Linked DNA regions of Mus musculus: region 2 is linked to region 1. A link is a loop called in an ENCODE intact Hi-C map of the cell type or tissue named here. Cell type or tissue: gastrocnemius. All regions are shown on one strand. Links, peaks and the distances in the headings refer to the core of each region. The heading gives the core; the rest is flanking DNA. Region 1 holds the start of Fam222a (family with sequence similarity 222, member A). Region 2 holds the start of Mmab (methylmalonic aciduria (cobalamin deficiency) cblB type homolog (human)).

Region 1 (15,600 bases), core at 4,438-12,437:
GTCTGCAATTAAACTCCCACTCTGCATGGCTGGATTCGTCAGTCGTCTGAACCATGAGTGGAAGGCTCCACACTGACAGACAGGAGCTGTAGGGTGGGGTGAGGCAAGATTCCACAGGAGAGATGGCAGCCCAGGAACTGAGGCCTGATGGTTGGATGGACGGATGGATGGACGGACGGACAGACGGACAGACGGAGAGAAACAGTGGCGAGATCCTCCTCTGCATATCATACTCCCCCTTGGACTTTACCAGGATAGCCAGACAACTGGGTAAGACCTTGGCTAGTGCTGAGCGCCTGGATTACAGGGTAGTAAGGACAGAGAGATGGGGCTAATTGTAGTCAGATGCTGCCAGAAACCGGACCCCCGGCAGCAGGATAGGTGCTGCATGCAGTGACAGGGGTGGGGGTAGGGGACTTCTTAACCACAGTGCATGCAGGTGCAGGGCCAAGAAGCCAGAGCCTCCAGCCCAGTTGGCAGAAGGGATAGAAAATGGTGCCAGGAAGAACTGCCAGAGGCCAGACTGACTCACTCTCGTCCCCAGAGGAATTAGCCCAGCCTCCACCTAGGAGAAGCAGGTAGGGAAACCGAGGCAGGTGCCAAGACTCTCTCAAGGACCTGAGCCAGCTCTGCCAAACGAATGGCTTTGTATGTTTCACCCTCCTCCCGCATGTAGGCTTCCAGAGGATGAGGGGCCTGTACCCTCCTGCTACCTTCAGGCTCCTGGTGCTGGTCTGGGGCTCCAGCTGCTGTCCAGGAGTGCCCTAGCTGCCGCCCGGGGAATGCTCAGTTGTTTGGGTTAACGAATGCCTCATTTGGCTCTGGGACATCCTGAGAACACTAATAATTGTCCCATGATGAAGGAAATAAGATCCTGACGGACCTTTCCCTGCCCGCTCCACTCGGGGAGAGAGAAGTCATAAAAACAGCTTGCTATCTCAGCTATTGAGGCTCCGACTAGATGTCACTGCTAATTGGGTATCACACCCTTGTCTTGTTCTCTCAGAAGCTAAATCAAGAAAGCGCCACTGCTGCGGACTAATTATATCTCCGGCCTGCAGCCTGCAGCTTGTCTCTCCCTTTATTGAGTTAAAAAATGGTCACGAACCTTCATCTTTCATCCACCCCCACCCCCACCCCGCCCCCAAGCGCTAGGCCCTGCTCACTGTCCTCTGGGTGAGGCTGCTCAGGTGCAGGCTGCACGGCAGAAGCCGGTAAGAGGCCTCTGGGACAGACAGCAGGGCTGTGGAGGGCTGAGAGGGCCCCTGCCCTGGGGACCTGCTTAAGTCTCCTCTCCAGCCACTCCCCTGCCAGGCCTGGGGATTCCAGCTGGACTCCCAGGGTATTCGGGAAAACTCTGCTCTCGAAGCATGCATGCATTCATTCAACAGTTCTTGGATGTCAACCTACCATGTACCCCCGTCCGTCCAAGGCTTCCAGCAGCCCAGGAGCAGGTAGTACCAAGCACAGCACCCTGGTTGGCAGAGATGCTAGATACTTAAGTTAGAACCTCTTTGCTCCTCTGCTCAGAACTGCCAGTCACATCCCGGCCACATCCTGATGGTCCTTTCCTACCTGACATGATATTCTCGACACACTCCGCTCTTCCTGGGCACGCCTAGCAGAAACCTTTAAGGCTTCAGAGCAAGTGACAGCTTGCTCAAGAGGCTGTCCCGTCTGCCCGACACCCCCTAGGCTATGGCCTTTGAGTCCCAGGTCTGAAGTGTGTAAGCTATGCCACTCAGTTTGAACTTCAGTTGCTTCATCTTTGAAGTGGCCTGAGCTCTTCAGAGACACAGAGGCCTGCGGGTGCCCAAAGGGTGTCCAGCAAGAGCTCAGCAAACACTAACTGTAAATAAATTCCAGGCTACAGGCGCTTTGGAATGTGCATGGCTGGTAGTAACCGACCCTCACGCTTAAATAGTTTTAGAACAACCCCTACCCTCAAAGAAGGTCTCCCTGAGAATCTCCAGCTGTGGTGCCCTGGCCCTCTGAACCACACAGAGGGACCCCTGAGTACATTAAGGCTAGGCACCCGACCTGTCTCAGACCATAGGCCCCAATGACTGATTGGCACTGGCTGCCCGGAGTGCTGGAGAGAGTCCAAGGTCAGGAAAAGAACGAGGCAGGGGAAGAGGGCAGCAATTGACTGGCAATGTCTGCCAAGGGCAACCTGGCAGAAGGGAGTCAGGCCTTAACATCCTTGACATTTTATGGGCTTATAGAGGATGTGGGTGCATCTGGGTTCAGGCAGGAGGCAACTTGCTCAAGGTTGTGCAGAACATGAAGAGATGGCTACTGTACAATATCCCCCTCAGCTCCTTCCTGTTCAGGCATTTTGTTAGGACAACCTGCCCAGCCCCACCCTCCGAGGTGTCAGACCTCTGTGGACGCTCACCTGTGATGGGGCACTTATACAAGGATAAAACTGCCTTCAGTGGGACAACAGTGGAGACCAAAGCAGGAAGCGCGGGCTAGCACACAGATGTCTACCATGGTTCTCATGAGAGATAGAGGAGTTTAAAAAGAGAAGAACCAGAAAGCCAGCCTTCCCACTCTGTGAAGCCCTCCCTGGTTTAAGTTTCCACCTGTGGGTCCCTGTATGCTTTTTGAGAGCTAAGTCCCCCTTCCCCAGGGGCATCTGCCCACCTGGCTTCCAGGTACAGAAACCCATATATGGTGATCCTCTCTGGAGTGGCAGTTAGCCTGATCTAGAGCCTAAGCCTCTTCTTCAGACACCACCTCTGCATCGTCTCAGGTGCCAGGAGCAGAGAAGCCCTCTGGCTGGGCAATGGCCCCGGGCCTCACACCCTTCCTCTCAGGCAGACTCTGGATCTACCTGACAGATTAGGAGCCTGTGGTCACACAGATGGTGAGGGTGTGTGGCCTGAAGCTGCTGCCTCTGCCTCAGTCAGTGCCAAGCTCAGCCTGGGCTCTGCCAGGCGGCCAGCCTCCCTCCTCCCAGGGAGGCCTCTCTCCCCACATACCCTAGGTCATTAAGTTCTGTGTCTGAGTCCTTGTCCCTGGGAGCCAGTTCACAGCCAGCTCCTCTGGCCTCACCTCCTGACCTCCTGGACTTTTGTCTCCTGGGCCTCTTGAGTACACAATAAGAGGAGCTTGGGGGGGGGGGGGACACACAGGCGGGGAGAACAGCTGCTGGAGCTGGGGCAATGGCTAGATGTGGAGCTGAGGTAACTGGCCAGGATCTTAGCCTAGTTCACTCATCCTCATAGCTCCAGAACGTGTCCTGTATGTGCAGAATTTTTCTACCCACAAGCCCATGGGAGAACTGCTACTGCCAATAAACCAATCGGGAAACTGAGGCCCACGAGGGTAACCAATCTGTCAGGAAACACACATACCCAATGAGGATAGAAACCAGGGTTCTCCCCCAAACAGGCCTAAGGACCCCCGCGGGCGGTCCCCTGCTGACCTCTCCAGACCCCAGGCCTTGAATGAAGCCTCTCTTCCCTTGAGCCACACAGAGGGAGGGAGCCCGCTAGAGAGCATCCTCTAATGTCCCTATTAGCTTCTCTCTCCTTTACTCACGACCCTCCTCCTCTCCAAGTGCTCCTTTCCTGACCATACCAGGGGCCCTTTCTCCCTCTGCCTGAGACTCCCTCCTGCATGCTGGGCCGGGCAGATTCTTGGTCCCTCCCGAGGCCCTCCCTGAACAACTACAGTCTTCCACTCTTGGGGTTCCCTCCAGCCAGTTTCTGTCCAATCCAGGGTTCCCACTGCCTGCAGATTTGCTCTGAGGGTATCACAATCTTCAAGGCCAGCACCCCATTGTCAAGGCCGAGGTGAAGGGTTTACCCAAGGGCACAAGAGATAGGGCAGAAGAATTTTAACCCAGTTATACTCTTCCCACTACCCGTGTCCCCCACCCCCAACCCTGACTATGGGGATCCACTGCCCTCCCCCTTCCACTCCCAGGCTGTGTGACCACGGGGCATAAACATATCCTGTGCCCCCCCCCAAGTGAAACAAGTTAGAGGGATTGAGTTATCTATTGGTCATCTGGCTCCTTCTGAGGCCTCTATTTCCCCATCTCTGAAATGGCACTAAGTCCACCACGGGTGAATAGGGGCGCCCCACCAGCCACAGTCTAGGTTTGCCTTTTGTCTGAGGCTGGCAGCAGGCACTCAGCTGTTTCTCAACTAAGCAATCAGTGGTCCAGGTGGAAGGAATGCCCACACACCCCCGACAGCCTCCATCCCTTCGCAGAATCCCCCTCCCCACCCCCAGCCCGGGCAGACTAAAATAGTCATTAGGCAGATTTCAAAAGATGTCAGTAGCTTATAATTATAGTCGACATCCTTCTGAGATAAAAGTGATTACCTTGGATGCAAATCGCTTAGCAACCAATCAGGGCGGCGGGCGGCGCCCGCGGAGGTGACCGGCCGGCAGCGCAGCCCTCCTCCCTCAGCCGCACCGCACCGGCGGCGAGAAAGCGCACAATAGCTCTTGACACGCAAATGGGTTAACACAATAAAGGCGGCTCCGGCCGGTGCTGGGGGAGAGCAGCAATTCCCGGCCCGCGGGAGGTAATAAAGCGGCCCTTTTGTGCGCGCCTTCTCGTTCTCGCCCCCGCCCAGCCCCAAGGAATCGCTGCCTGATTGAATTACGGTTCATGAATACGAGCTGCTTGCCTGCTTTCTCTGACTGGGAGGGTTGGCAAAGCAAGAGTGGGCAGGAGGGAGGTTGGGGAGGACGCCCTGGTCAGGCCCGGCCCCTGGTACTCAGATGGGAGCCACGTGTGCTCCCCCTGTAGGCTCACCACGTGGGAGCCCCCTTGCAGAGGCGCTGGAAGGCTGGGGACCCTACCCTAGCCTAGAAACCCGGTCTTCAGCATTGGGCTCTGAGACACTGGGAGAGCTGAGGATTATGCTAATAGCAGGTAGAAACTACATTTATGGAACACTTACTGTAGGCTCTGGCCTGTGCTAAGCCCTCACAGAATCCTCACCACGCCCCTGCTTGTAGCTCCTTCTGACAGATAAGGAAACCGAGGCTCAGACTCAAAGCCAAGCAATGCGATCACACAGCAGTCGGTCCCAGACCCAACCATTCCAGTCTCGGCAATAAGCCTGCCCCCACCCCCACCCCCGGGGAAGGGGAGCTTCAAGTTTCTCACCAAAGGCATCAAGCTGGACAGGGCCTATACCTGGTTTAGAGCAACTGGTCGGGGCACTGGTTAAGTGCCAGTGATGGGAGCATTGGGAGGGGGCGGGGCTTAGGAATATGCTGCAGGAATGGTTCATACACCTGCCCTGTCACATGAGACTCCAGGACACAGAACAAACACCTCAGTGCCACCCTGCCCCATTCAACCCTCAGACAGCTCTGAACTACTCATCCGGTGTGTTGCTCTTCTATCCGCCCCGCCCCACCCCCCCACCCCCACCTGCCCCTAGGTCAGGATCGCCACCCATTAAAGTTCTGTTACCATCTATAAACCTGTCTTCCACCAGGAGAGCCTGCCAGGGGCTCTGAGTAGCCCAGGGCCATCTCACATGAAGAAGGCTGGCTTTTTCACTATCTCTGGCAGGTGGGTTTCATGCTATATAACCCCCCCCCCCCCAGGGCTACAGATAGGAGCCTAGCAGGTATAAGGGAACAGGCTGGACTCACAAGGCCTGGCAGAAGTTACCACTGTGTTCAGTTCACCCAGGAAACCGTCCTAGGACAGGGGTGCCTCCCCTATGCCCAAGTCCTGGAGATTCTGAATGGGGTGGGGGGAGCACCGAGGCCAACCCACTGGAGCTGCCTGGCTGCGCATCATCACTTCTTTGACTTGAGCCTTGGGTTTCTCATCCACAAAATGGGTCACAGCACAATCCACTCCTGAGAAGCAGCTGAGATGCCGCAAAATGCCTGGCGCTCTGGAAGACGCCGGGTAAGCTGGCAACTCCCCACACACACCGCTCCCCCCCCCCCCCCCGTCTGGCGCTCACTGCCAAGCCCAGGGAGCAGAGGGAAAGGAACAGAAGGAGTTGCCCAACTCTGACAGCCTTTCCCTCTGCCTTGGCTGAGGGACTGTAAATACTCCACAGAGGGCCTCCAACCGCGTGTTTGTGTGTGTGTGTGTGTGTGTGTGTGTGTGTGTGTGTGTGTATCTCTGGCGCACACTCCAAGTTTGTTTCTAAGCTGGGAAGTGTTGAGAGAGGCCGGGCAAACAGCCCTGTGCCCACAGCCTCCCCTCTCCACTCCACCCCCAATCTGCTGTTGTGCCGCTGGCTGTCCTTGGAAGCTTGCGTGTAAAGAAACCCTTCAGCTGGAAACAGGATCACCCCACCAAACCTCCAAAGTGGCCTCCCCCCCCCACCCCGGTATTTATTGACCTGTTAATGGAAGAGCCTGGGAGGAGGCTGTAAAAATGGTCTGTAGAGAAACCCTGTCTCACCTGTCGTCCCCGCCCCCCCCCCCCATGGGAGCAACAATGCCAGCGTCTTCAATCTTTCCCCTAGAAACTTGACTGTGGCTATTTTACCCCCTATCTGGCCCTGGCAGTGATTGCTGGGATGGGCAAATGAGAGTAAGCAGGCTGTGGCTTGGGAGCTCTCTGGGCTCCATACTGTACAGGGCTGCTGCCAGAGTTCGGTGGGGAGAGGAGGGCTCTCAGCATCTCCACCTATCCCCCCTGGCCTGGTATTTGCTTAATGAGCATCTATTACACTGCTTGTCAAAGTCATCTTAAATGACAGAAGGGGAACAGCTAAGGCAGGAGTCCCAGCTGGACCATGGCCCCTTACCTTGAAGAGCAGGGGAGTTCCCTGAACTTACACAGACAGACAGACAGACAGACAGACAGACACACACACACACACCAGGAAGGTCCTGGCTCCCCTCTCTCTCTGGCTCAGGCAGGACATTCACCTTTTCAAGAGAAGCCTGTTTGAAGGCTGAAGCCCACATTTTTCTGGGGACCCTGGGAACTCCAGTTGCTGGCTGGGTACATGGTAGGGTTCATGGGGACCTCCTTTTAAGCATCCTGCTTAAAAGTAAGAGGTTGCTCTGTTTGGGAGTCTGGGAGACTCCAGACACTGCAGGAGACATAGGCAGAGTTCTGAACACCTGTCCTCAGGGGCAGGGACAGCTGGCACTGCCTGCCTCCCTCCCCCACCTCGAGTGGGGATTTAGGTCATAAGATTGCGGCCGGGGAGGACAGGGAGTTGGCCTTCACCTTCTACTACACCAAGGCATTCGGCCTTGGCCATTCTGGCTCCACTCAAAGCCAGCTGTGTTGTCACAATTCTGGTGACATCAAAGGTCGGGCAGTGATGTCACATGCAGCCCATTGGAACATGCTGTCTTTGTGAGTTATTTGTAACAATAGACACACAAATGTCTTGCCTGGAAAGACACCATCCTCAGACATGAAGTTTTGGGACTCCCTGTCTCTGAGCTCTGTCTCTTTAAGATCCCAAAGGTGGTTTTGTAGACCCCCTCCATGCTGGCCAACCCTGGCTGCCCCCAATCAATCTTTACAAAAGTACAAGATTCCCTAAGAATCTCCAGAGGACAGGGCCACCACCTTTGTTAGCTTCATGGGTGGGGTGCCTTTCCTCTGACAAATACCGATGTCAGTAGAATACCCACGAGGGTCCACAATCTCCACTCCAGCCAGTCCAAATAAGTTGTGTGGGCAGGACAAGGGTGGACAAGTAGCATTGCTGTCTCTGGGCACCCAACAACCTAGGGCCCTTTTAGGGCCAGTCCAGGTTGCCAGGTTGCGAGGAGCTGTCCCCAGCTCAAACCCAAAATTCTGCACCCCGCAACTCACCGTATCAGGCAGTCGGACGAAGGGCACCAAATCTCAGAGGCCACGACGCTCCGATCTGCGGGTTGCGGCCATGCAGGGGTGATAAAGATTGCTGGAGAAAGGCCCCCTTAGGGGGCCGATGTCTTTCTTCGTATGGAAAGGGGAGCCGTCGGTGAGGGCGATCCCTGCGTCCGGAAGCGCCGTCCGAAGTCGGAAAAAGGTTTTTTTTTCCCCCCTCTCAGTACCCGTCGCGTCCGCCTGGGACCCCGGCCGCTCGCGCGCTCAGGCGGCGCATCCTCGCAGGAGACTGTGCTCCATACGTCCGGCGGGAGGCGCTGCGCCTCCCTTCGGGGCCCGGCTCACCGCTGCAGCTCTGCCCGCGCCTCTCCCAGGGCGCCCTCTCCGTCCGCGCTGGGAGGCCGGCGGCCGCGGCCCCTCTCGCCAGCCCCAGCTGCAGCCTGTCTTTGTTGCTTCCTCTCGCTTGCCCTCCCGCCCTCGGCTTGCAGCTCCCGGCTTTGCTCAGAGGTGGAGAGTCCGTCTCCTCGGAGGGTTGCACGCACCTGCAGCGGCCCGGGCTCCTCGCCCGGCGTGCACCGGCCCCCGCAGGTTGCAGAGAGCAGCGCCGAGAATGAGCCGGCCCCTCCTCCTCCTGCTCCGAGCTCCGGGTGTGGGGGGAGGGGAAGCCGGCGAGCAGCGGCAGTGGCAGCCGCAGCGAGCGGCAGAGACTGGGATGTAGCCTCGCGGGCCTTGGCGCTGAGGACCAGCAGATCCAGCAGGCGCAGGGCAGACTCGGGGATGGAGAGCCGTGCACCCGGTATGGTGCTCGAGCGCCGCAGCAGCGGTCGGCGCACAGGTCTCTCCCGTGCCCGTGGCCCGGGACGGTTCGCGGGGCTCCCGGAGCCGCAACCTCGCGCTGCCCAGCACCCTCGCCTAGCCTCGGGCCCGGCTCTTCGCCCGGCCTGGCCGGCGCGCGCAGCCTCTTCGCAGAGCTGCCGGCCCGGCAATGCTGCCCGCTGCTCCGCTCCGGCACGACTGACAGGCGCGGGCGCCCGCTCCTGCCGCTGCGTCTCACCCCCGGTCCGCCCCCCGCGTTACGGCCCAATCAGCTGCAGCCGAGAGGCGGTTACCACGGTGACGCGGCGCCGCGTCCTCCGCGAGGCGGGGCTGGGGGCCGCCACGCGCGCTTTTCGCGGCAAAATTCAAAGGCCGGCAGGGCGGCTCTCCAACCTTTTTCCCCAAGCGGGGATGAGGCGGGTCCTGCTCCTAGAGGACTACAACTCCCGGCTTGCTGCGAGCCTAAAACAGGCGAAGGAGTCCCGATTGGAAGGGCAAGGCATGCTGGTTGTTGTAGTCCCTTTGTCGAAGACCTAAAGGGTTGAAAGCAGGTAATCCTATTCACTGAGTACCTGTTTGAGGGTAGGTACTATGCATTATTCCGTTTACTCTTGGAACAGGCCCTATGAGGAGTGTGTTAAAGATAGTAAAAATAGGTTGGGGTGACACCAAATGGTAAAGGGTGCGGTTTGCAAGACCCAACATCAAACCTTGGGACAACCTAAACACACACACACACAGAGCAAAGTGCATACTACACTTAAATTTTTCAAAACTGTGAGATTGGCTTTATGGCCTACATTTTACAGAGGAGAACACTGATATTTGACACTTGTTCTCAGTTTACGGACAAAACTAAGACGTGAAGCTTCCCGATTGCCTTTTCCACGGAGCGACTGGGGATGGTGGTGGAGTTTTGGGCATCAGCGCTGAGATCTGTGGAACACAAACCACATGCTGAATCCTTGGTCAGCTCCATCCCACAGATGTATACATTGACCGCGGGAGTCAGGCACTTAGTATTTTCTATGTTGCTCCTGTTGGTCTCAAACTCCTAGCTTCAAGCCATCCTCCTGCCTCAGCCTCCAGAGTGCAGAAAATATGACCACAAGCCACCATACCTGGTAAGGCTCCGGTTTGTCGTCCATTTAACAGGTAGGGAAACTGAGGCACAGTATCACCTAAAACTAAGTAGGTGTTTCCATTCTTACTTGCCTGACAGCCCACAGGTAGCAGACAGGGAAACTGAACCCTGGGAGACACAGATTCCTAAACTGTTAAAATGTCTGTCACAAGACTGGGCAGTAGTGTCACATGCCTTGAATCCCAGCACTTGGGAGGTAGAGGCAGGTGGATTTCTGAGTTCGAGGCCAGCCTGGTCTACAGAGTGAGTTCCAGGACAGCCAGGGCTACACAGAGAAACCCTGTCTTGAAAAACTGAATTAAAAAAAATGTATGCCACAAAAGAAGTTGAACACCCAGCTTTCCAGACAGAACTTCAGGATCCCTGCAGAAACGTAAAACATCAATCAGACACCCCCATCCAGCCTCCAAGACACCCCCATCCAGCCCCTTTAGGGGCTTTATCTTAGGGATGCTTAGTGATCTCAGGCTTTATCTTAGTGATGCCTGGCGTCCTCCCAGAACCTTGCCTGCGGTTGACCTTGGCCGTTTATCTTCAAGGCTTGGTGTCTGTAAAATGAGAAGACATATCTTAATCTCCTCTGTATCTGGCCGTTGTGGGGGGGGGGGCAAGAGAGAGCACCAGATGCACTCAGCAAGTGTTTAGTGGTGGTCCTCCATCCTAGAGGGCTGGTGAGCGCATCCAGGGTTTTGTGTGGATTGCAATCAGGCCTTAGCCTACTTTCAGGAGCCGAGCAGAGAGCAGAACAACCGCTAACTAGAACCTGGAAGAGGCACTGGCAAGGGACCTCCAGGGCAGGCCCAAGTAGGCCACACACTCCTTATCTGGGGCAGAAGCTGGCCCTGTTTCGGGTCTCAGATCAGCACTGTGAATGAGGTTCCAGCAGCCCCAGCCTGCCTCTGCACTTGGCTGTAGTTCCCAGTGGCTGCCTGTCCATCCTTCCTCCTTGGCCCCTCCCTGCTCCCGGAGTGTGGGTGGGGGCGGGGATTTACCTGGAAACCGGATCGGCTGCCAGCTGCTTCCCCTCTGGGCCAGCGGCCAGAGCGGCCCTGACGTCAGGGCGAGTTGCCCAGGCGAGTTGCTGGCAGGACCCAGGGCAAGGACAGGTGGGGAGAGCAGATTCAAGCCTGGGACAGAGGAGGAGACAATGACGACCGAAATCTAGGAAAAGAGAGGAGTGGGGGTGAGGGGTGGCGTTAAGGTGAACAGCGGGCCAAGCTGAGTACAGCCTTCTCTGAGCCCGAGATTCGCTGTTGGTAGGTCACCATGACAGCCGCCTTGTGTTATTCATGTTTCAGAGTCCTTTTACCTTCACGGAGAACCTGTGCCCTGCGGATAGAATTACTACCCGCATCTTGTATGGGAAGAGGGCTGCGGGACTTGCCCAAGGTCACCCAATGAAGGAACTGAAGCCCTCCCAGTCCTCCACCCCTCAGCAGGCAGCCACAGATTGACAATGTGTGACCTGGACAGACATTTCTTCCCTTTTCTGGGTCCATCTCCTTGTTGAGGGCTCCCAATGTGGTCAATAGCTTCCCAAAAACCTGGCGTGATTCCCAAACAGTGCGGGCGGGGGTGGGGGAGGGCAGCAGCTAAGGGTGAGATCTGAAGGGGGTGTCTGTCTCTAAAGGTCAGGGAGTTTGTGAGGTGCTGATGATGGATTCTGGGGGGCAGTGGGCTCAGAGGCAGCTGTGTTAGAGATGTGTTTTGCAAGCAGTTGAAGGTTCCGGAGATGCTTGAGACTTTATTTTATTTATGTCTCCAAATACACATTTGTATCTTTAATCATTTCAAACCTTTTTTTTTTTTAAAGATTTACTATTATACATAAGTACACTGTAGCTGTCTTCAGATGCACCAGATGAGGGCATCAGATCCCATTACAGATGGTTGTGAGCCACCGTGTGATTGCTGGGATTTGAACTCAGGACCTTCGGAAAAGCAGTCAGTGCTCTCACCTGCAGAGCCATCTCACCAGCCCCTCAATCCTTATTTTTAATGACGGTTCTTAAATGTCTTAACCTCCCTTATAGCCCACCACCCACCTGAGATAGTAGAAAAGAAAGGATACGGGGGAAGTGTACATGTTCAGAAAGGTTCTTTGGAGCAACTCCCATCTGTGTTGTCTGGAAACCAGCAGTTCAGTTCACAGGTCAGCAGGCACTGCCAGCTCGATCCACTCGCAGAGACACTTCATGCATACAGGGGCAGGCCAGTTCAGTAGAGTTGGGTTAGTAGACCTAGCAGAGACAGCCAGGCCTCAGCTTTTGCTGAGTCAGCAGGAACACTCACCAGCAAAAGTTCTTGACTGTGCCTCTCTCAGGAAAGCGAAGATCAGCGAAGACAGGAGACCAACGAGTGTTACACAGCCAGCTGTTCCTGAGTCCTATTTATACCCTCCAAACATCATGTGTCCCTCCAGTATCTTGCTTCAGCCCTGATCCTCGGGAGCGGCAAGAAACTGCAGCACACCACCAGAAGGTTTTTGGTGCGTTTCTCTCTATGGAGTCCCGACAAATGCAGCTCAACTATGCAGTATAAGGCAGACTGATACGTGTGGTCATTAGCAAAGAATCCTTCACCACAGGTCCTTTCACGTGCTTGCTCTAGCAGAACATCCTCTCTCCTGTGTCTGCTTCAGTGAAACGTTCCTTCAAGAGTCTGCCTTAGCCTTTTACACCTGTGTCCACTTTAAGGAAATGTTCCTTCACGTGTTTGCTCCAGCAAAACACCATCCAACCGACTTTTCCAAGAACCCACAAGTTTCCACCACACACAGCCACCCTCCCTCATAGTCCTGGTTTTTGTTCTACACTCTGTCCAACACTAACATGATCTGATTAGAGACTAGGCTATAATTCCTTTGCCGAAGCCTTGGGGACCTCCAGGCCGGCCAGCTCCTGAACACTTGGGACTAGGATTTAGTTTATTCCCTCGCCATTCCTATAAGACCCTACATACCAACCTTGCTGAAATGCATGTACACCCTCCATCATGTGTGCCTCTTACCACCCCAGACCTTTTGCACAGTGCTGTTCTCTTTACCTAGAGGGTCCTCTCTCCAGGTAGCCAACTCTTGCTCTGTGGGCTTGTGATAGGCAGCCTATTTTGGTTGAATGGGGCTTGCTCCAGTGACCCAATAGAGAAATCTACAAGGGATGGAAAAGTGAGCCACATTCCCAGAATCAGGTGCCTGTCCATAATTCTGTGACTCTGTCACACAGACAATGTCCCAAGCTTCTGGCATTCTGGCTAGACTGCACCCCCACAGTTACTTGACTATAGCCAGGTATGCTCCTCCCCATAGTTACCTACCTGGCAACAGCAAGATAGCCCAACCCACTCTATAAGAGGGACTGCTTGGCCCCTCTTCGCCACTTTTTAGTCCTCGTTTTTTCTTACTCTCTAGCCCTCTTTCTTTCTTTCTTTCTTTTTTTTTTTTTTTTTTTTTTTTTTTTTTTTTTTTTTTTTTGGTTTTTCGAGAAAGGGTTTCTCTGCATAGCCCTGGCTGTCCTGGAACTTACTTTGTAGACCAGGCTGGCCTTGAACTCAGAAATCTGCCTGCCTCTGCGTCCTGAGTGCTGGGATCAAAGGCGTGTGCCACCACGCCTGGCTCTAGCCCTCTTTCTCTCTTTCCCTTCCCCCCTCTCTCCATGTGGCCATGGCCAGTCTCTATCTCTTACTACCTTCTCTCTTTTCTCCCTGCCTTTCTACAATAAAGCTCTAAAACCATAGACTGTCTTTGATCATGAAGGCCCGCCGTGCTTGAACGATGGGATAGGCTTTCTCCTAACGTGCTGCGAGCCATGTCTAACCTCCAGCCAGAAGGTCTTCCTGTGCTCCAACCACAGACCTGACCAAGGGATCTAGCCCGCGTGGGAACCATCCAGCGCCCCCTCTCCCCAGCCCTCTTCCCGCTTCATCCCCGGGGCCAAGTGCCGCCCCGTGGCCCCTATTCTGTTCTCAGCTCCTCTGCTGTATCCAGAGTGGGATGCTGGAGGCTGAGAACCTGGTACCAGGGGCTGCCCTTTGTCCACCACCTGCCATGTGGGGTCAGTGGCTTCAAACAGCCAGATGCCCACCCGGGGCCGCATGGAAAGCGTCCGGCAGTCCTCCAGCGTCCGCCTGCCCAGAGCACAGGAACTCTGGCGGGACGTGGGTTCTCTCCCACTCCCCTCTTTCCCCCACGCCCACAGCCCCACACTGCTTCTCCTTCAGATTGCAAGTAGTGAGCCTCCTTCTCTGGGAAGCCTTCCTGCTGTGTCTAGTCTGATTTGTCTGTTTTCCTAAGCTTGAGGCTCCCCAGGACTCTTTAGCACAGGTTACAAACAGTTGCCACTCAAGAAAGATCTGTTGATTCCATCATCAATGAATGAGGTGACTCAGATTTCTTTCTTTTTTTTTTTTTTTAAAGATTTATTTATTATTATATGTAAATACACTGTAGCTGTCTTCAGACACTCCAGAAGAGGGAGTCAGATCTTGTTACGGATGGTTGTGAGCCACCATGTGGTTGCTGGGATTTGAACTCTGGACCTTCGGAAGAGCAGTCGGGTGCTCTTACCCACTGAGCCATCTCACCAGCCCCCCTTTTTTTTTTCCTTGCAAATAGTTTTTGCTATATAGCCCAGGCTGACCTTAAGGCAAACCTTCTAACTCCTTCCTCTGAGTGCAAGGATATAAGTGTGAGCTTTTTTCTTTTTTTTCCAGACAAGGTCTCACTGTGTATTCTGGCAAGCCTGCAACTCTTGATGTAGACCAGGCTGGCCTCAAACTCACAAGGATCTGCCTGTCTTTCTACCCTTGCCCACCTGTAACTGCTGGAATTAAAGGGGACTCTGTTTTCTGGTACAGGATAGATATGAAGAGGGAGAGAGTGGAAAGAGACTGATGGGGGTGTACCTCCACGTGATCCAGTTTCTTTGTGCCTCGGTTTCCCCCCACTCTGTGAGACAAGATTCATGGTGTGTGCATGCCTTTAATCCCAGCACTTGGGATACAGAGGCAGGCAGATTTCTGAATTCGAGGCCAGCCTGGTCTACAGAGTGAGTTCCAGGACAGCCAGGGCTATACAGAGAAACCCTGGGGGTGGGGGTGGGGGGAGATTTATGATGTGTGAGGTTAGTTCTGCTCTCAGTACTGGGCCTGGTTGTCCCTTTCCATTGCTTGAGGCTCCTCAGCAAATTCAGCATAGTCTGGGAGTTTCCCCAGTGACAGTCTCTACTGAGCCCTAAGGAATGCAGCTTTCCTGTGATCCCAAGAAGGGAGTGAACAGGGTTGATACAAGGTTACTATAGGAGTGCCTGGAGCAGGTGCTGCCTCCGGTGTGGGGCAGGTGATGCAAGAGGCACCCTACTGGGCGCCCGAGTGCAATGGGCAGGAGCAATAAATAGCCAAGGGAAAAGGTGAGGGGACCCTGGCGGGGGTGGGTGGTGGGTGACAAGGCCAATGCAAAGACCCCATGGGGAGCTCCGAAGGGCCCAGTGAGTCAGAGGCTGAGCAGGAACTGAGCTGGCAGAGCTGAGCCCAGATTCTGGCAGGGGAACAGTCAGCCTCAACCTCCCCCCCACAACCCCCCCCCAGTCGCCTCACCTGCCCTGGTTGCTCTAATCTAGGCCAGAGCCGGGAGGGAGCCGAGCCCCCATTGGTGCACACCATGTAGGTTTTTCAGAGATAATTTAATCAGAGCTATTAATAAGCAGAAAAAGAAAGAGCTCTTTATGCTTCTCCGGGAGAAAAGGGGAGGGAGAGAACCCTGGTAACCTTGTCACTCACCTGCCCCGCCCCCCAGGACGTGGAGCCCGGGGGCGGGGGATGGGCAGGCAAAAGGGATGGGGCAGAGACCAGGGCGCCTGCA
Region 2 (15,600 bases), core at 3,090-11,089, 120 kb after region 1:
CACACGGGCAAACAAACAGGTGGGTGAGAGGCCTGTGGAGCAGATGTTCGTAAAACCATGGAACACATCGGCATCCACATGGGGAGGAAAGGGTCCCAACCTGCCAGCCCTGTGCACCCTCACTTGTATTTTGGGGTATAGGCAGCCCCAGGTGTGGGTCTTAGCTGCCATTCACGGCACACGTGGCCCTCAGCTGAGTGGCTTCCGTCTCTGAACCTTGGGAAGAGGATAGCAATAGCACCTCTTCAGGTTCTTTGTAAAGATGAGGACCAGGCCCTAGGACTCAGCACTGCTCCTGGCCAGGACCAAGTGCTTAGCTAGTAGTCTGCGCACATGCTGAGCACAAGGCTTCAAAATCAAGTCAAAGGCAGCAGTTTCTCTCTCTCAAGGACAATTAGCAAGAGAACTGGGGATGTGGCTTGGTTGACAGGCCCAAGCAAGTGCCAGGTCCTGGGTTCCACCCTTAGCACTCCCAACACAGACACACAACACACCCACACACAACACACCACACAAAGACACACACAGCACACACACACCATATACCACACACACACACACCATATATCACACACACATACCACATACATATACAACACAACACACAAAAAGACAAACACACCATATACCACACACATCACATACCACACACACCACAAATACCACACAGACACACAACACACACTACAACACACATACCCCATATATATATATACACCATACCACAAAAAGACACCCACACATACACATACCACACAAAGACACACACACCACACATACCACACAGACACACAACACACACAAACACACATACATATAACACACCACACATATATACACATCACACATATAACATACCACATACACACACCACACATACAACACACCACACACAGACATATACCCCCCACACACACACCACATACAACACAGACCACATATACCACCCACCCACAGGTTTTGTCTAGAGCCGCACAGGAGCCTGGGCTACCTTGCTCTGCGACACAGAGGAGGCTGATCCAGTCCGACCAGCTCACCTGTAGAAATCATTCCCAGCCTCCAGTCAGCAGCTGGAGCAGAGCAGGGTGTGGCTGTTTGGAAAGTTCAAGGCCCCACCCACTAAGCGTTCAGTGCATGTGTGCCTAACAGACTGATGATAGATTCCAGAGGACCTAACCAGAGGGTCAAGGAGACCCCAACATTGCAGAGTGCTGGGATGGAGACAGACCCATCTTGGAGTTTAGAGACCTGCATCTTCAAAGCCCTTTCTGTATCCATGACAACATGGTAGTACCCTTCGCCCTAACCATCTTAGCCATAAAATGAAGACGAATGGTCTCACCTACTTTGGGGACCACTGGTGGGGGCAACACTTGGCTTGCAGCCCAGCAGGGGTGCCTGATACCTGATCACTTTGCCTGTAACTATGTGGAGGGAGGGCCACCATCCCAAAAGGAGAAAACCTGTCTCCGAGAGGCTCCTTCACTCTCCTACTGGAGCAGACTTAGAATCCTGGCTCCCACTACGCATCCTGCTGGTTCTCCACAGCATCCTTTGACCAGGTCACATGCCACCACCCCTGGGCCTGTCCAGACCCTCTGGTGGGTTTGCGTGATCTTGGCCAGTAGCTACCATGCCTGGCTGTTGCCGCTTTAGACAGAGACTTAGAAAAGCAGCTGCTGGTCCCCAGGGAACATTTCTGCCCTAACGAGTGCCTGGTACCATGGAAAGCAAGTCCCAGAGGCTCTTAGCTGAGGGGTCCCAGGAGTCACCCAGGGCACTTCTTGCAAAATATAGTCATTTCCCACCACAACTACCAATTCTCCACAGGTGAGGGGCAGAGCCAGGAGCCACAGACACCGGGGGGGAGAAAAAACCCAACAAAGTGGTCCCCTCCCCCAAGTACAAGCCCCAATAACTAGAAAAGAGCCAGTCTAGACAGACAGCCCCTTCCTTCTTTCTCTACTTGGGGTCAAGCCCAGCTCTCCCCTGTTGAGCCACACCACAAGTGGAAGCTTTCACAGACACTCCATCTCTGGTGGCAGGGCCTGGGAGCAGGCTGGAAGTATCCTGGAGGGCTCCTGCTTGCCCTGGGCTTGCTGAGAAAGGCATGAACCAAAGAGGCAGCAGACTGGGGTGACCCATGGGGCAGGTGCTACCCTGCTGATGGAAGGGAAATAGCCTGGACAGCTGTAACCACCGCTCTTCCCATGCCACCGGCAGCAGCACAGGGGCCTTGGGCTAATGGCACGGGAAAGTGCTGACACCCCAAAAGGACCCCTGTCCCCTGGCTCTGTTTCAGAGACACAGTGTTCACATCTCTCAGGCAACCTGAGTCCCCGTCCCCAGAAGTCAGTCATGAAGGGCTGGTGCCTGAATGCCTAGATTGCTCCTGAGGAAGCTGAAGCAAGGTGTCTGTCACCTTGTGTTGCCAGGCAACCACCATCTTGGGGAGTTCAGCTATACCTCCTTGTCAAAAACGATTATCCAAGCTGGGCTTGTTGACTGTTTGTGCCCCTCACAGAGGGGTGGAGAGGGTCACAGGGCCCCCATCTAAATATCTAGCAGCTCCCTACCACACTGCATGCAACTCTGCCTTAATTGCTTGTGGCCTTCTGGAGGGTGGGGGGTTAGGGTATATAGGCTGGGGAAGACCAGAGGTGGGGGGCTCCATCTATGTGACTACGGTATCATTCCTGCTGGGTCAAACCTTCTGGTGAGGCCTTTATGTGGGGGCACCCACACTCCAATAACCAACTCTTGACTTACACGACCAACAAACCCCTTGGCTCCCCAGAGTGAACTCTGGGGGAATTGTGCCTTGATTTGTCGTTGGGACGTTAGGAGCCGGAGGGGGAGATGTTCCGTTTCCCCTGGGCAGGGATTTTAGCAACACTTCCTTAGTATTGATTGGATTAGGCAGTAATAAACACGGGTTGGTAAGGATACACCCCACCACCGAGCCACCCAGGCCCTCTGCTCAGAAACAAACCACACAAGAACAATAGTGCCTTCACCCTCCACTAAAAGCAGACTCGACGGCTTTCTCGGTCTACTTCCCATCCCAGCATCGACCCCAGGGACTAAATGTTGTTGGTTGACGGCTCTTCCCATAGACTTTCCTGCGCCTTTACACACTGGCTTCCATAAGTACATTACACGGCTGTTCCACACCTGTGACGGTCAATCCTTTTGTCTCCTTTATCTTGTTTCATATGATGTGGGTTCATGTAGCCCAGGCTAGCCCTGAACTTACCATACAGCCGGAGCTGTTCTGGAATTTCTGACCCTCTGGCCTCCCCCGCCCGAGTACTGAGGATGCACTAGTTAATGCAGGTAGGATTTAGAATCACCTAGGAGACACAGCTTCAGGCCCGTCTATGAGAGCCTTTCTAGAGAGGTTGAACTGAAGTAGAAAGATCTACTCTGTGCATGTGCGTGGCCCCATCCCTGAGGTTCTAGACTGAATAACTAGGAGGACTAGAGCCATCCTGCTCCTGACTACAGAGGCACCTTACACTCCTGCCAGGAGACAGATGGACTATGTGCAAACTGAGAACCAAAATACATTCTGAACTTGCCTCTATCATAGCAACGAGAAGGGCAACTGATAAAACAGCTTAATATTTTTACACCTGAATAATCTGCCCAAAACAGTCCACAGAGACTCAGGGCACAGGTCTGGTCTACACGGTTAAAATGAACTAGCTAGGTTGGTGTGGTGGTGCATGCCTTTAATCCCAGCACTTGAGAGAAAAGAGGCAGGCAGATCTCTGTGAGGCCTGGTATCACAAACAAAATTAAATCATGTAGTAAATGAATGAAGCCGATTTTCGGGGGTCCAAGGAGAACATCGTTCTTCAGGCTTCACGGGCAGCCTGAAGTAACCACCCTGTCACACACACCCCCAACTTTCTTCAGGGGCCAGCCTCTTGCTACACCCGGCTCCCCACTCTTTGTACTCACCAAGAAAGCTCGTGTCCAGTCGCTGAAGCATGCCCACATCCCACACCTGCTTAATACCGATGTTGGGTAAATTGACGCTCACTTTCCCATTGCTCTGCGGTCGCAGCAGGAGGAAAGTTCTCAAGTTCAAGGCCGCTGCCAGAGCGACCTGTAGAATAAAGGGCAAAAGCAGTAAGCCTGAGGGTGAGCGGCTTGGGGACCAGCGACCGTATGCTCTGAAGGTGGAGACAGGATTTACTGGCCTTCACTCCTTCCCTATCCCAACTCTTAGAGTGTAAGATAATGAGAAGCGCTGTCTCGGAAAAAAAAAAAAAAGCCTCAGCTTTACCTGTAAAATAGAAGATTACACATCGTAGCCGTGGGTTAGATCTGAGGGTTAAATGAGATAATGCGTGTGCACAACACTTCTACCAGACCATCTTTCCAATTCCTCAACACTGGAATGTCCAAAGCCCAGCCCTTCAATCCCTTTCCCCTCCAACACTCACTTCCTGGGTGATTCCAACCCAACCTGTAGGTTTTATCAACCATCCTCAGCTATTGTACTTAGTGGGGCCAGCTTAAGGTTCGTCCGGCTGGAGATACTCATCCAGTGAACACCCTAGGCCTTTCTTTTACCGTCTTCCAATCCAGGGTCTGAGAGACATGGTACCCCATCGTTCAAGTCCCTGGGAACTTTTTTTGGTTTGTTTGTTTTTTCGAGACAGGGTTTCTCTGTGTAGCCCTGGCTGTTCTGGAACTCACTCTGTAGACCAGGCTGGTCTCAAATTCAGAACTGGGATTAAAGGCATGCGCCACCACTGCCCAGCTCCCTGGGGACTTTTTACCTTGCCATGGACCACAGCGTGTTCTCCATGGAGGATGACCTTCCCCGGGGCGGACACCAGCAGGGCTTCTGACAACATGGCTTCTGAGACTTCTGCAAGGAAAGAGAGAGAGAGAGAGAGAGAGAGAGAGAGAGAGAGAGAGAGAGAGAGAAACAAAGTTCCCTAGATGTTAGTTACAAACACCAGGAAGGCTGGGCTTGGAGGTGAACATCTTTCATCCCAGCACTGTGGAGGCAGAGGCAGGTGGATCTCTGGGTGTACGAGGCAAGCCTGGTCTACAGAGTGAATTCCAGGACAGCCAGGAGCATGTAGAGAAACTCCATCCAGAACTACCATCCAGAGCTATGTTCCAGGATGACAGTGCAGTGAGCCAGTCAGGTGGACAATGGGAAAAAAAAAATCTGGGTTCAGACCACAGCTCTTCCGTCCCCAGAATGTCTTATGCCATGAATCTGTTTCCCATATATCAGATAATAGAGGCAATACTGGAGGCTGACTCAAAGGACTACCAGCAGCAAGGCCTGTCTGTCTGGCAAAGTGGCCTCTTGACTATACTGAGCTACTCGGCACTGACAGGTTCTCAGCTCCAGAGTTTATTACCACTGCTGTTGCCAGTAGAAACTGACATGAGCTCAGGCATGGACTGCTTGCCTACTCTGAGGACGGCCATGTGTTTGATGCGTGTGGGAACGCGAGGTTTAGATAAAATCTTGCAGGAGAAAGAATCCTTCCCGGACCTCAAGACCACAACCAACCTGTCACAATCACAAACGCGGCTGCCGGGACTCACCTGTTAACGCCCTGTGTTGCACGTTCAAACAAGAACTTCTGCAAGGCAAGAGTCATGTCACAGAGTGGTTTTGCTGGATTTATGGGTGCATGCATTTTTACGTTGTTATAAATAATGCAAAAATCACCCGGGTTCAAGGCTTCACTGGCCACCCCACTGCACACTAAGTAGCCCAGTCTACGGGACCCTAGTCTAGGGGAAACTGTCCGATCTGAGGTCGCCGAGCGCTCAGATCGAGGACACGAAGGCAGAGAACCGCGGCGCCCGGCCCGGGGTGTCCGGGACCCGGTCCTCACGCCGCCCATCCCGCAGCCCAGGCTTCTCACCTGCCCCGGCCAGCGCCCAAGTGAGCTGAAACCCGGGCCGCAGCTCCCGGTCTTCTCCATATCAGATGGGAGAGTTCCAAGGAGGCGGGTGTGTCTTCCTGAGGCCAATCAGAGAGCTGGAGCTAAGGGCTCCTTTACAGATTGGGTCAAACATTAACCAATGGGAACTTCAAGCAAGCCGAAATTGCCTCGCCTCTTTCTACAAGTAATCCAATGGGAATCAAGAGCTGGGGAGTGCCCCGCCCTGGTGCGAGTGCCCCAGGCCAATAGGAAACAGCGATTGAGAGGTGGCGCGGCCGGCTGCGGGGCGGAGTCATCCCCGGGCCTGGACGGGTGCCTAGCCGGGTCAGTCTTGGATGCGTTACCGTGCGCATGGCTGTGTGGCTCTTTGGGGGTCGCCTCGGCCTGCGCGGGCGTCTCAGCGCCTGCAGACTGCTGTGTCCCCGTTTCCAGAGCCGTGGCCCTCAGGGCGGGGAAGACGGGGACAGGTGAGTTTCAGGCCTGGAGAGTAACTCAACACGGAGGAGGAACGGTTGTTTCCGTGGGTACATCACACCGATGACGTGCTCTATGTGGCCTGACGTCACTGGGCTCGTCATGGCGTCAGAGGCCAGGATTTCCTCCCCAAGTTCTAACGGAGTCTAGCTGTGGTCAGTCAGGGCAGGGGCATGCTCTTGTGGGTTTTGTCCGGCCTCCCCAAGCAGTTTGTTTGGATTAGGATTAAGACACCAGGAAGACATGGTAACACTTAGAAACTTGCATAGGGACTTGCAGACTACCATGACCTCATGATCAGCGTTCCCTGTCCAGTCCTCTGACTTTGAAATAATTTTGTGAATTCACATTTTAATTTTAAGTTATGCACTGCTAGTTGAAAATGGCAGAGTCGGGGTTCATTCGCAGTCCTCAAAAAAAAAAAAATTAAGTTAAAATAGCATTTTTGAAATTCCATTTTGACAGTGTATTTTTTTTTTTCCTTGACACTGAAAAATCTTAGAAAAGTGCAAGTGGCCTAGTTTTCTTTCCCCCAGAAGTGCTAACTTCTGTGTTGGGGTTAGAAGAGACAAGAGTTTGGGGAGGGTAATGGACCAGGTCAGGCTTACAGTAGAAGGGTTTTGGGCATGAATCCCAGCCCAGTCTCTTCCTGGAGATCTAGGAAGTTGAATCTTTGTGGGCTCCAGTTTCCTCAACGGAGAAGCGTATGGCTAACTTTGGGAGTGTGGGAGAAGCTGAAGGGCAGTTCCAGGAGCTAGCGGCTTTAGCCCACTGTGGAGCTAGGGCTACATGGAGTGACCAGTTAGTCCTTCCTGCCAGTATTTGCCAAGAATCTTTATTGAGCAGTATGCTACAGCAGCTGCTGTACAGGTAGAGACAGGGACAGGAAGCTGTCAGGAAGGGGCAGCGGGGAAATGGCTGACGGGAGATTGCCATCCCAGAGGCAGAGAAGTGCTGCCCCTGAGGTTGCAGACTGAAAGCTGGGCGTCACTCCCCGAGGCGCAGCCGTTCCCACTTACCACGCCTTTGTGTCTGTTTCTCATCAGGCTGCAGCCGTCCTCGACGGCAGCCAAGATCCCCAAGATTTACACCAAGACGGGAGACAAAGGTAGGCCACGCTGTAGCCATGTGACGGGTCTGAATATACATCATAAGTGTGAAGCCACAAGAAAGGTGCACTGTTCAAGTGTTCAAAACAAGTTGTAGCGCTGCTACAATGGCTCAGACTGCTCTTCTAGAGGTCCTGAGTTCAATTTCCAGCAATCACGTGGTGGCTCACAACCATCTGTAATGGACTCTGATGCCCTCTTCTGGTGTGTCTGAAGAGAGCACCAGTGTACTCATATACATAAAATAAATAAATCTAAAAGCAAAAAGCGGGGCTGGTGAGATGGCTCAGTGGTTAAGAGCGCTGACTGCTCTTCTGAAGGTCAGAACCACATGGTGGCTCACAACCATCCGTAATGAAATCTGACGCCCTCTTCTGGGGTGTCTGAGGACAGCTACAGTGTACTCACATATAATAAATAAATAAATAAATAAATAAATAAATCTTAAAAAAAAAAAAAAAAGCCAAGTTGTAAGGAAGCCAAGTATAGTGCACACCTGCAATCCCAGTACTTAGGAGCTGAGGTTGGAGAGTCACAAGTTCAAGACCAGCTAGGTTGATGTACCAAACTCCAAGGCAGCCTGCTCTACATAGTAAAACCCTGTCTTTTTTTTTTTTTTTTTTTAATTTTCGAGAGAGGGTTTCTCTGTATAGCTCTGGCTGTCCTGGAACTCACTTTGTAGACCAGGCTGGCCTCGAACTCAGAAATCCACCTGCCTCTGCCTCCCGAGTGCCGGGATTAAAGGCGTGCGCCACCACGCCCGGCTTAAAACTCTGTCTTGAATGATGGGAATGACACGTGTGGGGTTGGAAGTGTAGCTCAGTGGTAGAGTGCCCAGCTAGTATTCTGAAGGCCCTGTGTTCAACACCAAGACCAAAAAAAAAAAAAAAAAAAAAGATAAAAAGAGTGTGGGACAGTGTAAGGCCTCCGAGTCATGAGAGACACAGTTCAGGGTGAGCCTGCTCTGCTCACCCACAGTGGGCGGCTCACACCTTTCTATAACTTCACATCTACAGGGATCCATTGCCTCTGACCTCTGAGAACACTTGCACATACATACATACATACATACATACATACATATACACACACACACACATATCTATATATACACATATACACATACACATATATATACACATACATATACACACATATACATAACATGCATACACATATACAACATACATACAGACATATATACACATATACATACATATACATACACAGCATGCATATATACATATACAACACTTGCACATACATACCTACATATACAACATCCATATCCATATATATATATACATATACACACACACATATATACACATACATATACACACATATACATAACATGCATACACATACACAACATACATACAGACATATACACACATATACGTACACAGCATGCATATATACATATATAACATGCATACACATACACAACATGCATACATACATGCATACACACATATATACACAGCATGCATATACACACATACATACTTGCAAACATGCATAGACATACACATGCATACATATATATATAACATGCACACACACATATATAACATGCATACACATATACATACATATATACTATGCACACATAAATATGTATATACATATATATGTGCATGCATGTATGTCAGGGTATCTCTGCATAACCCTGCATGTCCTTGAACCTCACTCTGTAGACCAGGCTAGCCTCGAACTCAGATATCCGCCTGCCTCTGCCTCCTGAGTGCTGGGATTAAAGGCGTGCTTCCACTGCCCAGCCCAAATTTAAAAAAACATAAAAAGAACTTTTAGTTGATTTGGATTAAAACGTGTATGATGGTAAGCATGGTGGAACAGGTATGTAATCCTGGTACTCTGGAGGCAGAGGCAGGAGGATCACTGTAAGTTTAAGCCTGGGCTATAGTGAAAGCTTATCTCTAAAGAAAAGAAAAAAAATGTGTGTGTATTGTGTGTGTGTGTGTGTGTGTGTGTGTGTGTGTGTGTGTGTGTGTTTGTATTTGTATGCCTGGTCTACATAGCAAGTTCTAGGCAAGCCAGGGCTACATAATGAGACCTTTATCTCTAAAGAAAAGAAAAAAATAATGAATGTGTATTCAGATATGTCTTTGGGATTTCTTAAATTGCAACTTATTTAGAGTGTGTTTGTGTGTGTGTGTGTGTGTGTGTGTGTGTGTGTGTGTGTGTGTGTGATATGTGCCTATATCCCAATGCATTTGAGGTCAGGGAAAAGCTTGGGGAAGTTGGTTTTCTTCCACCATCCGCTTCCCAGGGATTAACTTGGGTCATCATCAGGCTTGGCAGCAAGTGTCTTTACCAGCTGAGCCATCTTGCTAATCCTGAAAGATTTTATCTTTGTCTGGTAGCTAGGAGAGAGATCTGATATGTGGGAGAGAGAAATACAGAAAAGTTCACACACTGTTCTTCTATTTTCCAATAATAATAAAAATGTATTGCTTCAATATTTATTAAATGTAATGTAATGGAGAAATAAACTACTATGGTACCATTTCTGAAGTTTTAGGACCATACAGATCATTAATAGTGATTGTGTTTGAGTTATATCCTTTCATACTAAAGTGTATACACACATACACACACCCCACACTCATAGGATGTACTTCCTGTCACCGAGCTGTATGTGAACAAAACGTCAGAATGATAGATGTTTTTTCTGCCACGTCTATGTTGTTACCAGAACGGTGGGAAAACATGTGTATAGAAGTGACAGGTGTCAGATGGTGGTGTCAGTGCTACACCGGACAGGTTCGGGGACAGCCTCAGGTCACTCACAGACGGGGCAGTGGGCTCACTATGGCCCGGCAGTATCTGCTAGATGGGGTGAGGCTTCTGCTGGCCCGCACAGGGACGGAGGCAAAGAAACTGACCTTTGTTCTGGGTCTGATGTGGTCGGGAAGCAGGGCTCCTTCTGTAACGTATTGACCTTTCTTAGAAAGTAGAAGAGAGGGGCGTGGGGTGGGATGGGGGTGTCCTGGAACTGTGATAGAGACGCATACATCTTTGTCATCAGCCAGGAGAGCCAAAGCCTGGTCACTTTTGTTCAGACACGGTTACTTCAGTTTGTTGAGGTTGCTCTGTCAACAGCCACAATGTGGATATCGGATGTCCCTCTGTGAAGTCATTTTTACTTACCAGTGCTGCAGCGGGCTCAGTGGCTGGACGGCATGAAGCCACGCTGATGGCCCTAGGCAGAAGCTGTGACCTAGGCTGACAGGAGACAGGACGAGCAGAGGGGTGACACCACAGGTGGTTCCACTAGTCTAAGCCAGGAAGAAGAGGGATAGCCTTGGTGGTAGTGACCAAAAGGACATTCAGGCTTATGGTGTGTGGACATTTTGACGGGTATGAGCGTTTGCCTACATGTATGTACATGTGCCACACGAATGCCTGCTGCCTGTGGAGGACAGAAGAAAGCATCAGATCCCAGGTCAGCAAGTCACTCTGTGGTTGCTGGGACCTGAACCTGGATCCTCTGCAAGAGCAGCCAGTGCCCTTAACCACAGAGCCATCCCTCCAGCTCCTGCCCCACCTGTTGTGGAATAAATTTAATCTCAGTCAGGGGCTTCTTCCCCTCCTTTGATTATTCAGTTCCCAGATAAAAGATACACGTAGACCTTTAATTTATAATAAGCTTTTATCGCCACTAAAGCTGGGCAGATACCTACCCTCTATGTTAGAATCTCCTTTCCTATCGATAACCCCGAATTACTACTTACAGTGTTCCATCTGGGCTGCCCTGAGCTCCAGCTGGCCGCCCTCATGGCCATAATTTTAGGATTCTTACCCCATGGCATCTTCTCTCCGCACCTTCCTCTTCCTCCCCCTCGTGGTTTTCCTCAGACTCTAAGCCCAGGAACCCCCAAGCCCTTCCTCTCTCAGTTCTGCCCAGGAATGATCTGTAGGTATCTTTATTCACCAATCAGGGGTAACTTGGAGGGCAGTGTCACGTAGCATCACTTGGGTCTACATGCGGACTCTCTGGGACAACCAGGTTTTAGGGACCAGTATTGAGTGTTACAATACAAGCAATATCAGACCAACCCACTACACCCACCCCCAAGAAAACCCCCAAATCTTAATGTGCTAAAAATATCTTCCCCCAGGGTTTTCCAGCACCTTCACAGGAGAAAGGAGACCTAAAGATGATCAAGTATTTGAAGCCGTGGGGACCACGGATGAGCTAAGCTCAGCTATTGGGTAAGCGGCGGGCCTGGATGTGGTTAGTACTGGGCATCAGAGACCCATCCTTGTGACATTCTCTGCCCTGCAGGAGGGCCCTGGAGGTTATCCTCAATGGATCTGTGTGAGCTGCTGTTACGAGAAGTCAGCTCAGCTCGTGGTCTGTCCCTCTGTCACCTGTGCCTAGGAAGTTTGTTTCCTCTTCTGTCCTACCTTATGAAGAAACTCCTCTTTTTTTTTTTTTGGTTTTTCGCTGTATAGCCCTGGCTGTCCTGGAACTCACTCTGTAGACCATGCTGGCCTCGAACTCAGAAATCTGCCTGTCTCTGCCTCCCGAGTGCTGGGATTAAAGGCGTGCGCCACCTTGAAAGCCTCCCCCCCCCCCCCACCCCATGAGCGGGTTAACTTGGGCATCTGACGCACTGCACAGGTCTCTCTCTCCTGCTGGACAGATCCCAGGTCTCCTGCTCCCTGCTGTTGCAACAGGACTAGCCTATCCATGTAATAAGAACAGCTGACTCGGGGTGGGTGCTTTAGAAAGCAAATGCCCCCGTCCACGTGTTCTCTTTGTCAGCAAGACAAGGCTGCCTTGGTGGGTGTAGCTCATTAGCTTACAGCTCTCAGAGCATACTGTCAGGGACTAATTCTTCCTCGTCGTTTTAGGTTTGCCATGGAGTTGGTCACAGAAAAAGGCCACATGTTTGCCGAAGAGCTTCAGAAAGTAAGTAGCATCATTTTTGCCCACGACAGGGCCTTTGGTGCCTGTGACCTGAATTGTCAGCTGGCAGCTTCGCCTGGCCCATTACCTCTTTGCATCACAGTAGCTAATCACTCTTGAGGACCTGCTGTCTTCATCTCTGGGACACATAATCCTCCCTGAGGCTAGGGGTGTGGGTGAACGTTGACTCTGCTCTCCGGGGGTGCTCGGCAATACGGAAGGCTATCTGTGCTCGACACATCTAGTGGCAAGTCCTACATCGCATGGGACAGCCTCTTGGGTTGCAGAGGACAACCCAGGGCTCAGGCTGAAGAGCTGTGTGCTCAGGAGCCCTGCTGCCTTCGAGTCTCAGCAAGGTGGACCTCTACCTGTTAGCGCTGCCATTGAGTTCTGAGGGGCATCTGCTAGCAGAGTCACTCTAGGATGCAGTGGGAGGCCGAGGTCACCCAAGCTTCACTGTAGTCTGGTTGGGGCCTACGTGGGTCCCAGGAATGGACAGGTGTCCTCCCTGAGTCCTCCTGTCCCGCTGACCACCGTCCCATGGGCTATCCTTCACCATTTAGGCGGCACTGGTATGTTTGGTCCAGTGAATTAAACTCCAGGAGGTTTCGTCGTGTTTAGAGTTAGGGCAGTTGGATTCATGGTCCAACGGCCCCGACACGGTCCACAAACGGTCTTTCTCCTCACCCTTGCTCCAGATCCAGTGCATGCTACAGGACGTCGGCTCCGCCCTGGCCACTCCACGTTCCTCAGCCAGGGAGGCTCACTTAAGTAATTCCCAGCCTGCACAGGGAGTTAGTGGGGCCTTGGGGTGAGGGTGGCCCTGAGAGTTGCCCACTGGGAGCCCTGGGCCCTAGAGCTCTCTGGTAGGGCAGACATCCTTGCTCTCTGCCTTGGGAGAGATGTTATCCTGGAGGCTGGTGGAAGCAGGGCTCCCACACAGAAGGAAGGGGTGTTTCCCAGTGGTCTGGTGGCATGCTTACAGTAGGGCCTCTCTGCCCTTGACTCCTTAGAGCACACGGCCTTCCAGGAAGGGCCTGTCCTGGAGCTGGAGCGGTGGATTGACAAGTACTCCAGCCAGCTCCCCCCGCTCAAGGCCTTCATTCTGCCTGTAGGTATTGGGGTGCTCAACTTGGTGTGGCGGGGTAGTTGCTTTGATGGAAACACGGGCTTGCCAGTAGACCCAACTGTAGCAACAGAGTCACCCCCTGCACCCCGGCCGCTCAGAGGTATTCCAGCATAGAGCAACAGTGGCCAACACCCACTCTCTCTTTCAGTCTGGAGGCAAGAGCAGCTCTGCCCTGCACTTCTGCCGCGCTGTATGCCGTCGTGCCGAGAGACGGTAAGGGCCCCAGAGGACAATGCAGAACCCTTGTCGTATCTGAGCCACCGCCTCTTCATTGTACGTGTCCTGAGTACTGTCCTGGAGGGCACTGTAATGAGTGACTCACACTGCTCAGAGGCCAAGCAGAGCTTTTTTCTGCTCTGAGAGCCATAGGCTCCCTAGGATGTGGGGCTGAGGAGAACACCATGAAAGGACCCTGCTAGAAACCAGCAGAAAGGACTACAGGGAGCCCAGCGGTTGGGGGACACCAGAGAAACTCTGTCCACATCTCAGGGGTTCCTCACAGCACCTCCAGTCTGCAGGGGTCAGGAGCAGGCCAGTGAGATTCTGGGGGTCCGCAGACTCAGATCGCAAGCCTTTTCCCTTCACAGAAGACTGCTGAACCTGGACATTTCCCAGCATTTCCTGGGTGACAAACAACAAAACAAATCAAACCAAAACCAAAATGCTTGGGCCTCCAGAGAAAATGGCCATTTGCATAAAGTCACCCGCATCAACCGGGCTTATACCATCAGAGCACGAGTCTGAGCTGGTGTCGCACCTTCAGTGCAGCTGACAGGCCCCGGCTGCATAGTGACATGCCAGAAAGCTCTCCAGGCAGGAGGACATCTAGGTGAAGAAGCCAAGTGGGAGGTGTGGGGCGAGCAGGACTAGAGACGCAAGCCTTCCTGGGCCGATGGCCAAACCCAACACACACCCCCAGGCTAGCTCAGGGGAGGATCAGCTGGGATCAGGAGGTGGGATGGGACAAATTGTATGTGCGCAGTCAGGTGCGGGACCTCGGGTAATTAGAATTACAACTTAGAACAAGTAGCTCCTTGGGGATTAAGGGCTAGACGAAAGCCCTTCTTCGAGCCCTGCCCACAAAGGAGCCCGGGCCAGGCTTTGGTGGCACAAAGGCCAGCAGACTGGGCAGCCTACCCTCACCTTGCCTGCTGTGCGTCCCCCTTCACTGGCCAGGCCACGTTGCGTGTCCCCAAGCTAAGGGGCTGGCTGAGGCAGTGGTGGGTACGCTGTGTCTGGTTTGTGCTTGCCAGGACTCGGTTGAATAGTGAAGTCAAGTGGTGGCAATACATGTCCCAGGCTCCTATGTGTGGAGCCTTGCTCTGTAACCTGACTGTGCGTTTTCTCTTCACAGTGTGGTGCCTCTTGTCCAGATGGGAGAGACGGATGCAAACGTGGCGAAGTTCTTAAACAGGTGCTTAAGTGGAGTGTGGCGGGTCTGTCTGACCACCAGGCCCCTCCCTTCATCATGTATATTGGACTGTGCTGTGTCCCCAGTGGCCCTGTCCCACTCTGAAGTCAGGCTCTGTTTAGGAAATAAGAGCCAGCGCAGGCACACCTAAACAAGGGTCAGGCGATCTTAAGGTCTGCTCATGGAGACTGCTCCCAGGGGCCTTGATGTTGGTAGAGCGAAGTCCGTCCAGCCAGCGTCTCTTCCTGAGGTGCTCAGACGGCCCATAGCCAGGTTGAGCTCAGTGCTCTGAGCAAGGTTACTACTCCAGGAGTGCATTGCCCTGCTCTCTGCTGCCCCACAGCCATGCTTCTGGTCTCTACTGCATCCTGGCTCAGATGGTGTTAGTGCAGACCAGGCTGCGCCCCAGGAGCTGCCTAGCAAGACAGGAAGTGACCTCACAACACCTAGCTGTGGGGTTATGTGTGTCCTGGGTTACCTCCCCATCCCAGAATATAGACTACCTTGGATCTTCATAGAATCCTTCCTTCTGGGTGGAATGTCACCCAGGTCAAGAGAGAAATGGCTCCTTTTAAACTCAGAAGAGGCAACCCTGAGGATACCCGCTG

What was found. Hi-C counts contacts between places; a loop is a spot of excess contacts. Peaks named below come from ENCODE experiments on the same cell type or tissue, not always from the same donor. Only the 100,000 strongest peaks of a DNase experiment are listed, where the experiment ranks them.
Region 2: a loop joins it to region 1, with 2.2 times the contacts of the local background. A loop is called at or near these places in 3 of 42 quality-filtered maps.

The regions. Positions count from the first base shown.
Region 1 is chr5:114,560,611-114,576,210 of GRCm38, reverse strand. It overlaps Fam222a (family with sequence similarity 222, member A), which reads right to left and starts at 7,960. Exons shown (of 3, transcript NM_001004180.1): 1 at 7,787-7,960. In gastrocnemius, for the core only: a CTCF peak has its summit at 8,079; DNase peaks (open chromatin) are centred at 8,188, 8,448, 8,895, 10,774 and 3 more places; H3K4me3 peaks cover 3,144 bases; H3K27ac peaks cover 1,070 bases.
Region 2 is chr5:114,434,673-114,450,272 of GRCm38, reverse strand. Mmab (methylmalonic aciduria (cobalamin deficiency) cblB type homolog (human)) reads left to right here and starts at 6,246. Exons shown (of 9, transcript NM_029956.4): 1 at 6,246-6,397; 2 at 7,451-7,512; 3 at 11,659-11,752; 4 at 12,398-12,455; 5 at 13,151-13,223; 6 at 13,466-13,563; 7 at 13,730-13,794; 8 at 14,936-14,995. The coding sequence starts at 6,282. It overlaps Mvk (mevalonate kinase), which reads right to left and starts at 6,004. Exons shown (of 11, transcript NM_023556.3): 1 at 5,910-6,004; 2 at 4,794-4,885; 3 at 3,967-4,114. The coding sequence starts at 4,871. In gastrocnemius, for the core only: no CTCF peak of the experiment used is centred there; a DNase peak (open chromatin) is centred at 6,197; H3K4me3 peaks cover 1,891 bases; H3K27ac peaks cover 1,561 bases.